3 separate regions of the Mus musculus genome follow, and regions 1 and 3 are each linked to region 2. The links are chromatin contacts, found by Hi-C or POLR2A ChIA-PET in ENCODE. All regions are on one chromosome and are shown on one strand. The core of a region is the stretch at or near the end of the contact, and the rest is flanking DNA. Distances in the headings are between cores, read along the strand shown.

Evidence for each region. Hi-C counts contacts between places; a loop is a spot of excess contacts on that map. ChIA-PET counts read pairs that join two places held with the same protein, here RNA polymerase II (POLR2A).
Region 1: a loop to region 2 is called in a map of Patski, with 2.7 times the contacts of the local background. The contact joins the enhancer-like site here to the promoter of Nrde2 in region 2. A Hi-C loop is called at or near these places in 8 of 37 maps with a recorded cell type or tissue (Patski, heart and left cerebral cortex).
Region 3: a loop to region 2 is called in a map of mouse embryonic stem cell, with 2.9 times the contacts of the local background. The contact joins the enhancer-like site here to the promoter of Nrde2 in region 2. A Hi-C loop is called at or near these places in 6 of 37 maps with a recorded cell type or tissue (CH12.LX, ES-E14, Patski and 2 more). POLR2A ChIA-PET finds 5 or more read pairs at or near these places in 2 of 5 experiments (Patski and embryonic stem cell).

What each region holds. Positions count from the first base shown.
Region 1 is chr12:100,568,211-100,572,577 of GRCm38, reverse strand. It overlaps Rps6ka5 (ribosomal protein S6 kinase, polypeptide 5), which reads left to right. Exons shown (of 17, transcript NM_001330702.1): 13 at 1,579-1,749. Among named protein-coding and RNA genes, the nearest start is that of Ttc7b, 50 kb to the right of the region's middle. Within about 2 kb of position 2,835, at least 1 of the 3 ENCODE cell types and tissues checked has a DNase peak (open chromatin) inside an H3K27ac peak, as active enhancers do; it is left cerebral cortex, where a contact is called at or near this core.
Region 2 is chr12:100,157,472-100,161,735 of GRCm38, reverse strand. Nrde2 (nrde-2 necessary for RNA interference, domain containing) reads left to right here and starts at 2,083. Exons shown (of 14, transcript NM_001290303.1): 1 at 2,083-2,196. The coding sequence starts at 2,133.
Region 3 is chr12:100,483,431-100,487,638 of GRCm38, reverse strand. All of the region lies in intron 3 of Ttc7b (tetratricopeptide repeat domain 7B), which reads left to right. It overlaps Gm36375, which reads left to right. Exons shown (of 2, transcript XM_006516439.4): 2 at 1-4,208. Among named protein-coding and RNA genes, the nearest start is that of Gm36375, 9.7 kb to the left of the region's middle. Within about 2 kb of position 1,711, at least 1 of the 3 ENCODE cell types and tissues checked has a DNase peak (open chromatin) inside an H3K27ac peak, as active enhancers do.

The DNA of each region.
Region 1 (4,367 bases), core at 1,586-4,085, 410 kb before region 2:
ATCTTTTTATATCCTCTGTATGTTCCTAACTGCTGCTGTAACAAATTACCACAAGCTTAATATGTTTACTGTTAAACAATGAATGGAGATAACAAGTCTACAATCAGGTTCTCTGATCTGTAATCAAGGAGTGGACAGAGCTGGCTCCTCCTGGAGACCCTAAGGACAACTTGTATACTTGACTTAGCTTCTGAAGGCCACTCATTTTCTTTAGCTTGTTACCCCTCTATGCACTACTCTGATCTCTTCTTGCATAGTCTAATCTTATACCTTAGATGCTGGTCAGTAACTCAGGGTAATCATCCCATCTCAAGAATATTAATGATGGGCTAGCAAGATGGCCCAGTGGTTCAAAGCTCTAGGTTCAATTGCCAGCACCCATGAGGCATCTTACAATCATCTATAACTATAGTCCCATTGGATCCAATGCACTCTTCTGGTGTGTAGACACGTATGCATACATACTTATTTACATACATACATACATACATACATAACACATGCATACATTCATATATACATATGTACATATATGTGTACATCTTTTCAAAAAAAGAATTTTAATCAGGGGCTAAGTGTGGTAGTATATAATCCCAGCAGACAGGAGGCAGAAACAGGCACATCACTTAAGTTCAAGGTTTGCCTGGTCTACAAAGTGAGACCCCATCTCAAATTAAAAAAAAAAAAAAAAACAAACAAAAACCAGCAATAGAAGAACCTTAATTACAATTACAAAGTCCCCTTTGCCATCTATGATAAGAGATATGGATTTGAAGGCTAGGACATGGCATCTGGAGCCATCATTCAGTTCCACCTGTAGATTTTCTTATCCCCTTCATTTTATTGCTGAGGGTCCTAGAGTTTATAAAGGTGTCTCAGTTGGGTTTTATTGCTGTGAAGAGACACTGTGACCAAGGCAAGTCTTAAAAAGGCAAACATTTAGTTGTGACTGGCTTACAGTTTCAGAGGTTCAGTCCTTTATCATCATGGTGGGAAGTACTTGATGCTAGAGGAGCCAAGATACATCTTGATCCAAAGGCAGCCAGAAGGACACTCTGTTCTGCAAACAGCCAGGAGGAAGGTCTCTTCCACAGAAACATATACAGTGAGATGCGGGTATTTGCAGTAAATATTCTCAGAAATCCTGTAATTAATCATTGAGCCCTGAAGTTATCAAACACTATCTTTCTTTCAAGGGAAACTACCCATTAGCTGAGTGGCAGCAGTTGCATATAACACTACTTAGCAACCCCCTGCATTATTTACCATAGATTTTGTCACCTCGGCTCTCAGTTTTTAAAGTGAAAATATAAAAATTCAAAATTAAAATAGAGTTCAATAGAAATAAAATGAAGTAAAGGAAAAGACTGTAAAGATTTTGCTGAAATATTTGAAATTTTTCATTGCTAAAATAGAATTCTAAAAAGCTACATTATTCTTCAACTCTTTAAATGCAAGGATTGTTATAGGTTGTTTAAGCAAGGGATTATTTAAAGTTGCTGAATAATAAATAACCTATAGAGTAACCCGTATCTTTTCAGTAAGGCCCCACGTTGCTCTTTCTTTCCATCTTTCTAGCTTCATACGTTTCTTGTGATGGAACTTCTGAATGGCGGAGAGCTGTTCGAGCGCATCAAGAGAAAGAAGCACTTCAGCGAGACTGAGGCCAGCTACATCATGCGGAAGCTTGTGTCAGCTGTGAGCCACATGCACGATGTAGGAGTGGTGCACAGAGATCTGAAGCCTGAGGTGGGCCTCTGTGACCTTGGACAGCTCAGCCTGCTCTCCTTGTTCGCTAGCCTTAGAGTAGCTGTCAGCCTTTAGGACGCTTGCTATTTCTCTTGGGCCACTAAGTAAATCCTGGAAGATGTTTCCTAGGATTTTTTTCTTTCTCTTCTCTTTTCTGTGTCAGTCTAAAATAAATTTGTTCTTTTTTTCCCCTCTTGCCAGCTGATCATCTTGAGGTTATATTTGTAAGTGTGAGAGCCTTTTATGGGAAAAATGCTTCATGCAACAGTTGTATACTAAAAATAGCGATGGAAAATTTTGTAGCAAAAAATAATAAGCACTGCTATATGTATTCCATCTTGGGGAGTTTGTTCGTTTGATAGTGTATTTTGAAACCTTAATTTTCACATTTTTAAATCAAATTGATAGCTCCTAAACAGTAATGTATGGGATTCTGTTCTACATAGTTACACACGAGGCCCTGCCTTGGTTTAATAAGCTGTCCTATCTATATGTGCTTCAGTATGCTCACGACTGTGGTATTTATAGACCTGGAGAGCAGTGCAGAGCAACAACTTTTTATATTTCCTTAAGAAGGCTAATTAAGAAGGTTTTAACTCAGAATGATCCATTTTTAGTATCAAAAATATGAAAATTCCTCTCTTTTTAAAAATAAGTAATAATGAGCTTGGAAAACAAAAGCCAATGACTTTTTTTTTAAAAATTATCCTTTACCAAATGAGAAATTATATATATTTCTGCTCTAAAATAGGATATTATTTTTAGTTTCTATGTGATCATAATATATTTTCAAGTCTATTTAAAATATTAATGGGCTTGATGTTCCTTTTTTATTAAATCAAAAAAGAATATTTCTGTAAAAGCAATTTTTTTAATCTTGTGCTTAAATTATTTAAAAATGTTTTAAAAAGATGGGCAGTAGAGGTACATACTTTTATCCCAGCCCTTGGGAGGCAGAGGAAGTGAGATCTCTAAGTTCAAGGCCAGCCTGGTCGACAGAGTGAGTTCAGGACAGCCAGGACCACACTGAGAAAACCTTTCTCAAACAAAATTGATATTTTAAAAGTGGAAACATAGGGCTGGTGAATTGGCTCAGAAGGTAAGAGCACTAACTGCTCTTCTGAAGATTCCTGAGTTCAAATCCCAGCAACCACATGGTGACTCACAACCACATGTAATGAGACCTGATGCCCTCTTCTGGTGTGTCTGAGGACAGCTACAGTATATGTATTCAAATACAGTTCTCTGTATCTGTGGAGGATTGGTACCGAAGCTCCCTATGGATATCAAACCTCTTACATGAAATTGAATATTATTTTATTTTCATATAACCTACGTGATCCTTTCGTATACTTTAAATCCTCTCTCTAAGTTATTTATGATATCTATTTTGATGTAAATGATAAATATGTATATTTTAGGGAATAATCACAAAAAATCTTTTCATATTCTGTACAGTTTTGAAGGGGTTTTTGTTGCTTTTTTTTGTGGGTAGATTGTTTTGTTTTGTTTTGTTTTTTTGTCTGTTTGTTTGAAGTTTTTAGTGGGTAGTAGTTTGAACCCACAGTTGTGATCCTCAGGGGTACAGAAGACAATTGATTTATTCCTTTAAAGGTTTTAAATTTTTGAGTACTTTATTACTGTTCTTCCCATTGCTAGTAATTAATCAGAAGTGGCTTGTGTCGTAGGAACTCACAGCTCTGCTAGCTCCCCTCGGCTTCCTTCATCCCAATTCTCACTCTCCTACGTAACACCCACTGAAAACATGGTGCTCTGGGCTCCGAGATGAGCTGTCTAGTTTAAATGTGAGAGCACACTACTTAAACGTTTGCTTGATAGACAAGGAACAGGCATGTAGTTTTTTAATGGAAAAGATCTGTTCCATGACTGTATAGAACTCATTTTCACATGTTTTATTCTTTGATAACTGGCCATCTGTCATCTCATGGTGTCTCGAATGAGGCACATGTCCTCGGCAGCAGAATTTAAATTTGTCTTCTTCCTTTCCTGATCAAATAGATGCTTTTGTAGCTTGAAGTGAAGCAGAAATGTCAGATTACACTATATGTTCTACCATCATTTTATTCTTAAACTGGGTTTTAGGAAAGTAAAAACGTACCTTTGAACTAGCACTTTCCTAACTATAGCTCTCACTTTGACTTTTAAATGGCAGAGTATATTATTTCCAAACTAAAAGTTGAATCCCTTTCCTAGGCAGCATTTTAGTTGTGACTGTTTAGATAGTTAGATGGCGTTCTTTTTCTACATAGACAGAACTCTAAGCTCTAGGTGAGAACCAGACAGATTTAGAAGCTGACTGGCATTCTTAGAGGGCTGCTTGGTAGTCTTCATATTGATCCTCTTAAAGGATTAAGAAAGTTCTGTATATGATAGTATTTTCAGGCAGAAACCGAGATGAGGATAGAAGTGGCTCAACTGTTACTTTTGTCCCTTCCTGGCCATGCACACACCCATGTGGAACTGTCCTGATACTTCCCTTGCTACCCTGGGGCAGGAGGAAGTAAGCAGTAAGCTCTGGTTTTACGTGTTCTATGAGAGGAGGGTTAGAGTCGCCAGTGTAAAGGGAATGCCCTCACTTCCTCCAAGATGACCAAAGA
Region 2 (4,264 bases), core at 834-3,333:
CCAAAACAAAAACAAAACTAAAACCAAAAGACAGGGCAGGTGAGATGTCTCAGTGGCCATCAGCTCCTGCCACATAAGCATAATGACACACACACACGTACACACACACAAATTTTAAAAAAGTAAAAATCCTCCCAGAAAACAAAACTTTAGAAATCTGTATCAGTAACTTGATTATATATTAAGTTGTCCTTATGAATTGCTTACGAAAAGTCTCTTACATGTTTGTAAATACACAAATATCCACTACAGCAAGATTCCTTGTTATCAATACATTATCATGGCTTTCAAAATTTTTTTGAAGCCTTTCACATTTAATTCTTATTTTTCTGGAATAGAAAGAGATGAAACATTGGGGAAAGACTGTAACCATTTTAGTTAGTTTTGTTTTCTGTTTTGTTTTGAGACAGTGTGATAGTTTGTATATCCTTGGACCAGGGAGTGGCACCATCTGAAGGTGTGGCCTTGTTGGAATAGGTTTGACCTGGTTGGAATGGGTGTGTCACTGTGGGTGTGGGCATAAGATCCTCACCCTAGTTGCTGGAAGTCAGTCTTCCACTAGCAGCCTTTGGATGAAGGCATAGAACTCTCAGCTCCTCCTGTGCCATGCCTGCCTGGATACTGCCATGCTCTCACCTTGATGATAATGGACTGAACCTCTAAACCTGTAAGCCAGCCCCAATTAAATGTTGTTTTTTATAAGACTTGCTTTGGTCATGGTGTCTGTTCAAAGCAGTAAAACCCTAACTAAGACAGACAGGATTTCTCAGTGTAGCCCTGGCTGTCCTGAAACTTGCTTTGTTGATCAGACTGGCCTCAAACTCACAGAGTGAGTGCCAGTGCCTCTGACTCCAGAGTGCTGAGATTAAAGGTGAGCATCATCGTGCCCTGATGCAGATATTGATTTAATCAACTGAGATAACTTCCTGTCAGGTTTGGCGGAACTTGAGATTTACAGTTGAAGACAAGTGGATTCTACTGGCCTCCTTTTTCCAAGTACTTTTAGGGACCTGAAAACTTGGACATTTATTTTGGACACACACAGTTTACATGGTACACACAGTTTACATGGTACACGGAGCTGCTTGGATAGGTTTCCATCCATTCCTTTGTTTAGATGATTAGTCACATCTCTGGGTTTAGCTTTTTTTTTTTTCTAAACTTTATTTTATTGTGGTGCCCTGTGCACTTGGAGGTCAGAAGACAACTTTGTGGAGCCTGGATGAAACTCAGGTATCCATGCTTGCTTGGTAGTACCTTTATTATTTAAGCCATTTCATTGGCTCCTGCACCCAACCTTTTTTTTTTTTTTGGTAGGGGAATCTCAAAAATACTTTATAGGTAAGTATATGCATTTATTGTCAAAGACCTTTATCTTATTGGGACTTTGTACTCTTCTGTATTCCTAGGGTATTTAAAATGACAACTTATATTTGGATCACTTACATTTTGCCGTGGAACTTGTCACATCTCACATAGAAGCTAATTTTTCATTTCTTTTCTTTCTTTTTATTGGCTTTTTTTGAGACATCGTCTCTATACAGTTCTGACTCTCATGGAAATTACTATGTAGACCAGCTGGTGTCGAACTCACAGAGATCCACTTGCCTCTACCACTGAGTGTTGGGACTTAAAAGGGGTTTGCCCCCACACCCAGTTTAAAGCCACCTTTTAAATGCTTCTTATGGGTGAAACAATTGCAATTTGTACATGTATATGTGTACGTATACATACACTCACACACACAATCTTGCAGAGGAGGAAAATGAATCTTACAGAATTTGATTACTTTGATCCAGTTTAAAGGAGGCAATGTGCTTTTACCAGAGGAGCTGAATTCCAGTTTCCACACCTTCCCCCCTCCCAACTTCCTCTTCCGGTTCCTGCTTGTCCATTGTTCAGTGAAGCCGGAGGGCACTAACTACAAGGAAACTGTTCTTCCTCAATCTCACCCTCTTCCCTCCTCCCCTCTCTACCCTTTGGGTCTCCGCACCGCCTTGCCCAGGAGTTAAGCCTTAAAGAGTGCAGGAAGAACTACATTTCCCAGAGTGCCTCGCGAGTCACCGTCCTCCAACCAGAGCTCTCCAGACGGCGCCATTTCTGAGGCAGGAGTGGTAGTGCGGCCTGTGATCATGGCGCTGTTCCCGGCTTTTGCGGACGTAAGTGAGGCCTCCGGTGATGGGGCATTCAGGAAAGGTAAGCACCCCAAAAGAGTCGAAAAAGACATCCATTAAATTAATGGCAGATTTTCGGGCCTGGGTCATGGCCTTTTTTCTTTGCTTTGTTTATCCACCTGTATCCCAGAGTTCTCCGCGGCGCTGCAAAGCCTTCTGGGTCTTGTCTGAAGTGTAGGGCCAGAGGCTCTTTCAGGCGCTACGGTGGTCAAGTAAGCGGAGGGGAAACTAAGCCTACGATGATGTCTGGCGCTAACATTACCGTATTTTTGGACTTCATTCTCCTAGAAGCTGCAATGATACAACTCCATTGCAAAAGAAACCCTCTTAAAATACTTGCAATTGTGGTTGGCGTAATTCTGATTTTTCCTTACTAAATTGTAACCGTCAACAAATTCCGAGACTGTCTATTCATTGTAGCACACTTATTAGAAACACAGGCCCAAAATATAGACGTATTCAATAAGTGTGTCAGGATTGATAATGCAACCTGTTGCATGAACGAAACTAAGTAACAACAGCAACAAATCAGTATAAGGTAGTATGCTACAAATGTCATAGATGAGCCACAGTCAACCATAAAAATGAAACGTTCAGAATTTTGGAATGGTCTTCAAGAGGATATGATTTGTATAGATAAGAATTCAGGGACCTTCAAGGGGCTGTGGAAGAGAAGCATGGGATTAGAGAACTGGGTGCGTATTTTAAATGCTAAGACAAGTGTCAGCTATAATGAAGTTAACCATGGCAGGTAAATGCAGAAAATACATCTAATACTGAAAGTGTACGGTCAAGTTGAAGGGCTGGCAGTGGTGGCATACACCATTAATTTCAGCACTTGGGAGGCAGAGGCAGGTGGATCTCTGAATTCAAGCTCAGCTTGATCTACGTAGTGAATTCTTGGACAGCCTGGGCCACAACATAGAGAGACCCTAATCTCAAAAAAGACCAAACCAAAACAAAATATAGTTAAGAAAATTAACTATATATTATTTAACTATGAGTTACTGTTCAGCTTTCTTTACGGTTGGTTTGCTTATAGGGATCCAAAAGAAGTCAGAATTCTCTCTCTCTCTCCTTTCTCTCTCTTCTTTCTCTCTGTCTTCCTTTTCTCTCTGTCTTCTCTCTCTCTCTCTCTCTGAGAGAGGGGGTGTACTGGCTGGTTTTGTGTGTCAACTTGACACAAGCTGGAGTTATCACAGAGAATGGAGCCTCCCTTGAGGAAAGGCCTCCATGAGATCCAGCTGTAAGGCATTTTCTCAGTTAGTGATCAAGGGTGGGAGGATCCATTGTGGGTGGTGCCATCCCTGGGCTGGTAGTCTTGAGTTCTATAAGAGAGCAAGCTGAGCAAGCCAGTAAGAAACATCCCTCCATGGCCTCTGCATCAGCTCCTGCTTCCTGACCTGCTTGAGTTCCAGTCCTGACTTCCTTGGTGATGAACAGCAGTGTGGAAGTGTAAGCTGAATAAACCCTTTCCTTCCCAGCTTGCTTCTCGGTCATGTCTGTGCAGGACTAGAGACCCTGACTAAGACAGAGAGTTGGCCAGAAACCCACAGAGATCTGCCTTCCTAGTGTTGGGATTAAAGGCAAGTGCTCCCATGTCCAGGCACACTGCATTTTCTGCATGTACCCGTAGGTCCCCTTGAGTATGAAACAGTTTCTCTGCTCTTGTATTTTCTCAGGTGATATATTTGTTGAGGAAGCTGGTTATCCATCCTGAAGATGTTTCCCGCTAAATCTTCCTGTAACTTGCTCCTTTATTTATCCATCCCATTATTTCCTGGGAACTGATAATTAGATTTAAAGAGCCGATAAGATCTAGCTATATACTTTTTGTTGTTGAGGGTAGCTTGTTTGGAGTGCTGCACAAATATTAAGTCCTATCAGGAGGGTCCAATCTTTGATTTCAGTGATATTAAGGGGGTCCGTGTTGGGCATCAGATCCCCTGGGATTAGAGTTAAGATGGTTGTGAGCCTCCATGTAGATGCTGGAAATCAAACCTTGGTCCTTTGAAGAACAACCAGTGTGCTTAATCACTGACCCGTCTTTCCAACCATGCCATTACACCTTCATCTGATAATTTTGCAGT
Region 3 (4,208 bases), core at 462-2,961, 330 kb before region 2:
TGTGCCTGTGTGTTCCTGTGTGTGCCTGTGTGTTCCTGTGTGTGCTGTGTGTGCCTGTGTGTGCTGTATGTGCCTGTATGTGCTGTATGTGCCTGTGTTTGCTATGTGTGCCTGTGTGTTCCTGTGTGTTCCTGTGTGTGCCTGTGTGTTCCTGTGTGTGCTGTGTGTGTCTGTGTGTTCCTGTGTGTGCTGTGTGTGCCTGTCTTCCTTCAGTGTGAGCGCCTAACCATCTCCATGTGGCCAGCATCGTGTAACAGACAAATCATGCCCGTGCCACATTGCCTAAGTTGGAAGACCTACTTCTGTTCTATCATCTTTTCAGAATACTCTGTGCATAGCTTAGAAAACAGTTTGTGTGTGTCTGTGAGTGTGCATATGTGTGTTTATGTGTGTGCACGCGGAGGTTATAGGACAACTCAGAAGTTGATCCTCTCCTGACATCAGTGGAGTCTGGGGTTGAACACAGGTTGTCAGGACTGTGTGCAAGCACCTTTACCCACTGGGGCGTATCTTGATGGCCCAATTGTATGTTTGTTCCTAACAAGTTTATTGATACATGATTCACATATTTCACCATAAAAATCTAACCATTAAAGTATGTATTGCAGCAGTTTTTAGTATATTTGGAGTTGTGTAACCATCAGCAGTTGATTTTAGGAAATGTTATCACCTGTCAGAAGACGCTTATCATCATTAGATAGCAATTGCCTCCCAGGGTCCAGCCCACTCAAAATTCCGTTAATTGCTATGCATTCTTTCTGTATAGATTTATCTATTCCAGAAATCTTATATAAATTAAGGTTATAATAAGTTTTTGAGTCTGACTTCTTTCACTTAGCATGCTTTCAAGGCTCTTAGATGTTAGAGTGTGTATATCATTTTTTAATGGCTGAAATGATGCTGCTGTACGTAGCTGTGCACAGATTTGGGGTGAGCATGTATTTTCATATGCCTGTGTAACTACTAGAAAGTACATGCTAGTGTTACAGGGTCATGGGGTGACTCTGAGCTTACCCTTCCTTTTGAGGAACCAAAAACTCTTTTCCAAAGGATTTTACCTGTGCAGAGTCCTGTTTCCTTCAGATCCTTGTCAACATCTGTCATTTAAACATTTTTAGTCTAGTTTTAATTATGGGCATATGTATGTGTCTGAGTGTGAATTGTACATGTGAGGGAGTGCAGTCCCCACAGAGCCACAAGAGGGCGTCAGATCCCCGGGAACTGGAGTTCTGGGAGGCTGTGGGCCAACTGATGAGTGTTCTGGAATCAGACGTGGTCCTCTGCAAGAGCACCATGCACTCTTAACCACTGAGCCACCCCTCCGTGTCCTTCTGATGAGACCATTATGTGAGACTATCCATATCCACTCTAATTTTCGTCTATGTCTCCCCAGTGACGGATGACACTGAGCACTTGTCACACTTTTGCCATTTATTGTGTCTCTTCAAAGACCTATTGAGGTCATTTGCTCCTTTTTTTCTACTGAGCTGCAGTAGGTTTTGTTTGTTTACATTTTAGCTATAGATCATTTTGCCAACGTGTGGCCTGTAAATATTTCATCTTAGTCTGTGCTATCTTTAACTTTCTTTCCTTTAAGAAAATGATGCAATTATGCTTTAATTATAGCCTTTCGCCTCTCCTAGCTTCTCCCGGATCCTCACCCCTACCCACACAACTTCATATCCTTTCTCTCACTTAAAAACCAGACCAAGCCATGGATTCCATTTTGTGTTAGCCAGCTACTCCTGAGCACGAGACCTGCCCTTAGGCATGACAAATGCACCCACTTCCACCTCACTGAAGAAAACTGATGTTTCCTGCACCCAGCAGCTACCAGTTGCAAATAGGAGTGAGATTTTTGTGTTCTCTCCCTCTTCTCCATGGTGGGATTCTGTCTAGTTTCACCATGTGCAGGTCTTGTGTGTGCTACACCCCTATGTATCAGACCTGTTGTGTCTGGATGACACTGTCCCGGCAGCCATCTGCCATCTCCTGGCTCTTAGAATCTTTCTCCTCCTCTTCTGCTTAGATCCCTGAGCCTTGAGAGGATGAGTTTGATGGATTTCCCTTGTAGGGCTACATGGTCCAAAGTCTCTCACCTTCTTCACGTCCTCCAGTTGTGGGTCTCCATGTTAACTCCCACACATGGCAAGAAGCTCCTCTGACTGATGAGGGCTGGGTGGTTCTCTGCTCTGTGGGCGTAACTACAGGCTATTAGGAACCATTTCATTACTGCGCTTCTATTCTATAGCAGGGGAATAGTAATGGTTTTGTTTTTCCTCCAGCAATGCCCCTTGAAATACAAAAGCTGAGTTTTTTGCCTAATCAACCCAGACAAGACTTATTCCTTTAGTGTTTTGTATAAAAGCTTTGTGATGTTAACTGGCAGACTTAGATCTCATAACTCCATTATGAGTTAATTTTTATTTGTTTTTATGAAGGCAAGGTACAAATTTATTCCTTTGTGGAGTTCCTGTTATTCTAGAACCATTTGCTAAGGAGACAATTCTTCTTCCACTAAATTGTCGTACTATCCTTATTGTTGAATATAAATGTGATTGCTCCTCTCTGAGCTCCCTTGGCCACTGAATCTATCCTTTGTACTGCAAGGTCATTATCCCTGTGTCCTTGTAGTGCGCTTTGAACTTGCAAAGTCATCAGATAGGCTTTTCCTTCTCAAGATTGTCTCAGCTCTTTAGAGTCCTTGTATTTCCATGTAAATTTTAGGACAGATTGTAAATTAGGGCAGGGAAATTTTGATCAGGGCACTGTTGAATCTGTAGGTGATTTGGGTAGTATTGTCATCTTCTAATCCATGGACATGAAATGCCTTCTTTCATTTAAAAATATTGTCTAGGGTTTTTTTTTTTTTAAGATTTATTTATTTTATATATGTGAGTACACTGTCACTGTCTTCAGACATACCAGAAGAGGGCGTCAGACCCTATTACAAATGGTTGTGAGCCACAATGTGGTTGCTGGGAATTGAACTCAGGACCTCTGGAAGAGCAGTCAGTGCTCTCAACCACTAAGCCATCTTTCCAGCCCTTGTCTAGTTTTTTTTTTTTTTTTGGATATGTATGTCCATTTAAACATTTTATTCTAAGTATTCAGTTCTTTTAAGTGTTACTCTGAGTAGGATTGTTCCCTGGTCTCATATGAGATTGCTAAGTGCCATTGGCATGTGGCTGGTTTCCTTGTGTTGCTTCATTTTCCACAACCCAGATGGACTCTGTTAGCTTGGAAGGGTTTTTAAAGGTATGTTTTTAGCGTTTTCTATATAATATTATAACATCTGCAAATACAGATGGTTTTATTTCTTCCTTTGTGTCTTTTCGATGCACATCTGCATAGCTGGTGCTTCCTTATGTTCTCATTAATGGCGGCGAATGGAAGTGACCGGAGCAGACATCCTTGTGGTAGGGGAATTTTATGATCAAGTTTGGGTTATTGAGTTTTCTTTTATGACCTTTACCAACTCTGAAAAGTATTCTTCTGTTTCTAGTTTGTTGGATTTCTAAAAGTCACGCATGTGTGCTAGAGAACACAGGGTACTTGTTCCCCTCCGATGTGAAGGTCCTGTAATCGGTGTGCCTCATCCTTTTTGTATGTTGGTTTCCGTATGTTAGCTCAGTCTTGTATTCCTGGGATCCATCCCATTTGGTCATGGTGTCTAATCATTTTCTGTGTAGCTGGGTTTGGGGTGTTAATCTTGTTGAGGCTTTCTATAGCTGTGTGCATACAGGACACCTGTGGTCTCCAGGGGAAGGCTTGACTTTGTCATGAAGACTGATGTCAGAAGATGAATTGGAGAAGTATTCTCTCCACTTTGGTTTTTTGGCACTACTTAGACATCCACGTGTACCTGGGGTTTTTTGGGTTTTTGATTGCTAACTCGGTCTCTTGTTACTCTGTTACCTTAGGCTTTACCAGCCTCTCCCGCTCTTCACAGCTCTGCGTATGGTGTCTGCTGCCATATTGGTGTCTGTTGTGGTGGGTTTTTTTTTGCTTTGGTTTGACTTCCTTTTGGAGACAGTTTCTCTCTGTTGCCCAAACTTGCCTTGAGCGCTCAGTCCTCCTGCCTCTGCCTCCTGAGTAGGAGTTAAAGCTATGCATCATCTGGCTGTATGGCACCAGATATCCAGCTAGGGCATCTTTACAATGGACCTCCGAGCTAGTCTATAGGGACAGACAATCTTGGCTGTTTT